Linked DNA regions of Homo sapiens: region 2 is linked to region 1. Evidence: read pairs that join two places in POLR2A ChIA-PET (ENCODE). Cell type or tissue: MCF 10A. All regions are shown on one strand.

What was found. ChIA-PET counts read pairs that join two places held together with the same protein. Peaks named below come from ENCODE experiments on the same cell type or tissue, not always from the same donor. Only the 100,000 strongest peaks of a DNase experiment are listed, where the experiment ranks them.
Region 2: POLR2A ChIA-PET joins it to region 1 with 5 read pairs; 2 of 35 experiments call an interaction of 5 or more read pairs at or near these places.

What each region holds. Positions count from the first base shown.
Region 1 is chr11:129,638,415-129,640,914 of GRCh38, forward strand. No RefSeq gene overlaps it. Among named protein-coding and RNA genes, the nearest start is that of LINC01395, 22 kb to the left of the region's middle. RefSeq lists an enhancer at 766-1,965. In MCF 10A, no CTCF peak of the experiment used is centred here; a DNase peak (open chromatin) is centred at 1,117.
Region 2 is chr11:129,041,686-129,044,185 of GRCh38, forward strand. All of the region lies in intron 10 of ARHGAP32 (Rho GTPase activating protein 32), which reads right to left. Among named protein-coding and RNA genes, the nearest start is that of TP53AIP1, 100 kb to the left of the region's middle. In MCF 10A, no CTCF peak of the experiment used is centred here; no DNase peak of the experiment used is centred here.

The sequences.
Region 1 (2,500 bases):
CTTTCATCCTGGCCTTACTTCCTGCTTGCTGTGCTCACTTCATGCTTGGTACTAATCGTGTGATACCGAATCTAGATTCCTAGTTGTTATATATATATCATATATATTTACAGATTAAATATAATATGTACATAATAGATAAATTATAATTACATAAACTTAATATTTAATATATTTAATTGATTGTTCTATAATTGATTGATTATTTGAATGACTTTTATTTATTCATTCTTCCATTTGATCAGCCTTTGACCATCTTATTTTTATAGTAACCATAGCCCACTGGCAGTTTATTTTAATCTATGATTTATGCATTCTACCTTTTCTAATTTTTTATTAATTTTTAAATAATTACTTCTTATATCAGCCACGTTTTTATCAGGAAAATAGAAGCCACTCTGTGTCTTCCAAATATTAATAGTTTTAGACAAGAAAGTGAAGCTTCTGCAACTGTTAGGGAAGCAAAGGTCAAGGAGGCCATTGTTAACACTCTGCTTGGAGCACTGAAGCACACGATTCCCAGGAGCTCACCTGGAAAACTGCAAAACTTGTGAGTCGAGAGATGCTCTAGACATCTATCCCCTCTCGTAGCACAAAAGGCAATTCTCCAAAAGTTCATCTGAAAGCTGCTTTGAACCTTACATCTCTCCATGCGTGTGCCTACAACTGCCACTGGAGAATACTGGCCTTGCCTTCCTCCTTCCTCATACAAGTGCGTCTTCCTGGATGGTCTCTCCTGAACCTCACAGAGAAGAGAATTCTGCAAATTACAACTACAGTCCTGATTTCTCTTCCATGGAGCAGGGAGACATTAGAAGGGGTGGCAGGGATGTTCAGTTGACAACAAATAGCTCCACACACTTGTTCTACGCTCACTGAAAACAGTTATATTAATGACATTGATGACAATAAGCTTAATAAATATTTTGTTTGTCCACTGGGTACCAATGCCCACTTTCCTGTAAAATAACAAAAACTAAATGGTAATGCCCATTCAGTATGGTGCATACAATGAACGTTATGACTGACGCTGAGCTGTCTGCATTACTGTTTTATGACTCTTAAGTGGATAGATGAGTCACATCCTTGTGTCCTACACACAACCCATTAAAAGCAACAGGCCTCTGCAGACCTGGGGAAAAACAAGGCAGTCTTGCACTCTTAGATTTCATTCCTGGCAAAGGTGCTATAAGTCAAAATGATGTAAGCTGAATCAGATTTTCCAGTAGAAACTAAGCCACATTCATTACCAACAGCTTAAAGACCAACCTCTTTATAGAAAATGACCACAGACGTCACAATTAGCTAAATGCAAATGGTATATCTGTAAACAAGTCAATGTAAGCCTTTACAAAACATATAGATACCGAACAGGGCAATACAGAAGTCAACCACCGGATTATAATCGCTATTTAAAATGCTGATATCTTCTAATGATTTTTGTTATATTTACCAAAATGAATAGCATTTGTTCAGGGACTCTTTGGGCACATTCTGAGAGTAATCTTTAAAAAGATCTGTGAGGAAAATTAGGAATGTGCGATATGTTTTGAGAAATAAATCCAGGGATGTGTGCTCCTTAGTGTCCGTCTGCTTATAGTCCCCAAATGTACAAAGCAAAGAATAATTGGCCATTGGGTTTTGCTTTCTGAACTGCTGGCACATAAGTACTAGCTACTTACTACCTTATACCTAAAAATTGCTTTTAAAATGCACAACTTAACCTCCATTTTCACTGAAATTTCTGACATTTTATCCCCTATTACACTATTACAAAGTGTCAGGAGCTCTCAGTTCCTGACCTAGAACAGAAGCCAGGTCCACTAATATATATCAGTGGGTCTGACTCATTAGACTGATTATAAAGGTTGATTTGATTCTGACTCCAGAAATAATTCTTTTGCAGCAGTAGTAGAATTGAATCCTCTAATGGAAAAATGTTACTTTCCAATTAAAAAAAAAAAGACTCCGAAAGAGTGACTATTCAGAATACTTGTAAGTTAAAAGCACTTTCTTTTCCCCCATAAGTGTACTGGAATGTAGAGATCCAAATTCACAGTCTTCTCTGAAAGTCATTATTTTGCTCTAAACCTTTCTGGGATTTCTGTGTGTGAACTGCCTTTTAAATCATCATAATCCAGGTGATGTGATCTATGTCAATCACTTTATGTTCACAAGACAGTTTTCATTTGTCCACGGCCTTTTTTTTCTTCCTCGGTCCCTCTCTTCTCTCCTCCACTTAATCTGCCGGAAATCCAGATCTTCCTTCTCTGTTACCTTCATGCTGGAGCCAGACAGGAGACATTCTTAAGTGCTGGGAGTGGGTACTGGAGCAGGGATAGTGGAGCCCAACCGAGGCTACCTGGGCAGGAAGGAGCACATCATCAGGAAGCAAACTCCAGGCCACGTATACAAAGCATCGCACTCAGAGGATGTCTGTATTCCCAAAGTCATGGACCAGGCAAGTTTTACCAAGTCTCTGGGAACATCCGTGTTCCCA
Region 2 (2,500 bases), 600 kb before region 1:
AACCGCAGGCATTGCTTTTGGCATTGTAACAAGCCGTATTAGGAAAATGCTGAGTTCCAGATCATCCAGAGATACTGTATAGCCAAAAGGATAAATACCGAGATAAACAGCCTGGAAACAAAAGCAAAGAGGAAATCTTTATCAATATTTATAGATGTTTCCTTAGATAAAAATATAAATGGGCTGCCATGCAGCAGATGTTAAAGCTGAAATATGAAAGCTCCATCACTTTGTGTATCCCTCTGTTGACAGACTCTGGGGAAGAATGGAATAGTTTTCCAAGGGTATGATTCATCACCAAGTTCTGAGCTGTATAATTTCCATCTGTGTGAAATTATTTTCACATACTCATTTGCTACATTCTTATTTCAATTTCTAGATCCATATTCTATGGTAGTTGTTAAAATTGTGAAGATATAAACCAGTTATCATGAGCTGAAAAGGGGTATTAACAGATTATCAGTTTTTTTGTTTTTTGTTTTTGAGACAGGGTCTCATTCTGTCACCCAGGCTGGAGTGCAGTGGCACAATCTAGGCTCACTGCAGCCTCGATCCCCCAGGCTCAAACAATTCTCGCACCTCAGCCTCCTGAGTAGCTGCGACTCTGGGCATGCACCACCTCACCTGGCTAATTTTGTTTATTTTGTGTAGAGATGAGGTATCATTATCAGACTATCAGTTTTGTTCACAAGATGTGAATTTGGGATTCCTATGCACTGCCTTCCAAAATGATGCTTTAGGTATTTGTTTTACTGGTGAAATTCTTTAATATATTCTACTCAACTTCCTATTTTACGGAACAAGTAGAAATGCTTCCAAGACTGATTAGAACCAGGTAAGAGTCAACTTAAAAAAATCTTCATTTTTTTTTCTTACACAAGTCAGTTATGAGAGGGGATATGGGACATGGTTAACAGCGTAGCCTCAAGTAAGTGTTCCACCCTCCATAAAAGGGTTTGGAAAGCGATTATAAAAGTCTCAGGTCGTAAATTAAACAAATGTATACAAAAATGCATTTGTAAATAATCTTTGTTTTTACAAGTCTTTGCAATAAACTGTCAGTTTGGTCTCCAGCAGAGAGAGCTGGAGGAGTGGAGCTTCCAGATGTAGTCTCCGGTGTGAGTCCCAGCAATGGAGACCTTGATGCTATGAGCTCTGGAGACTCTCATGAAGAGGACTTGGGGGGATGAAGAAGTGACTGGGAAACTGCTCATGCCGAGGAGATGGGAGGTGCCCTGGAAATAGCTGCTTCAGGATCTTAAGCCATGACGGATAGAATGTTAAAAGTCATTCCACAAAGTGGTGTGTTTCAATGCAAAGGCTAGAGAACTGTAAAAAGGTGGTTACCAAGGCTGGGAAGATACAACTATTTCAAGAGTGACTCTGAAAAAGATCCTGATGCCTTGAGGTACCCTTCTGAAATTCAAGTAACAATGTACAAATATCTGCCTTGTTTCAGAATTTATGGAGTATACAATTCATGTTTCTAAAAGAGCCTACCTGCAGCTGGTTTCCACATCTGAAATTATAGTGCTCTCCAAGTCACATAGCTGGAAATTAAATGTTCAAGTTCTACCTTGGCCCCAATTTGATGTTTGGTGCTCTCTGGATTGAGTTGAATTATGTTCAAGCTTTGCAATTTCACTTGTGGTAAAGGCTCTAACATTTTCTCTTTCTATGCAAATTTCTTTTTTTCTTTTTTTTTTTTTTTTTTTTGCGCAACGGAGGTTCGTTCTTGTTGCCCAGTCTGAAGTGCAACGACGCGACCTCGGCTCACTGTAACCTCCGCCTCCCAGGTTCAAACGATTCTCCTGCCTCAGCCTCCCAAGTAACTGGGATTATACGCGTGCGCCACCATGCCCGGCTAATTTTTTGCATTTTTAGTAGAGATGGGTTTTCTCCATGTTGGTCAGGCTGGTCGTGAACTCCCAACCTCAGGTGATCTACTCACCTTGGCCTCCCAAAGTGCTGGGATTACAGGCGTGAGTCACCACATCCTGACTCTATGCAAATTTCTTGAAGGAGAATTGCTTGCATATTTCTTCTCTGCCTTCACAGAAGGCAGAGTTTCTTTCAAACTTAACTGAGGCATCAGTTGCTCTTTGGCTGTTTCTTACCATGATTATTAACAATAAGTTTGTGGCTTGGGTTTGCAAACTGTACTGTTTGTTGCACTGATCTTCCCATATAGTAATTTTTAGTTGGTGAAAAAAATTAACCCTCATCTGAAATTAACATATCAGTTTTTTTAACTAGTCTCAGATTTTAAAACTTGCAATAAAGTGGAAACTCATTGGTTTTTCTTGCCCTTTCGAACTCTTGTAATTGAGTTTTCATCATGTTTTATATTAAAGTGTTTTATATTAAACAAGTTTTCATCATGTTTTATATATAAAGCTAACACATGGCTACAAAAAAGAAGTATCTGGGTTCAATCTTAAGTCTGCCACTCACTAGATTAGGTTTGTAACTTAGCCTCTTTGTGTTTTAGTTTCTTCGT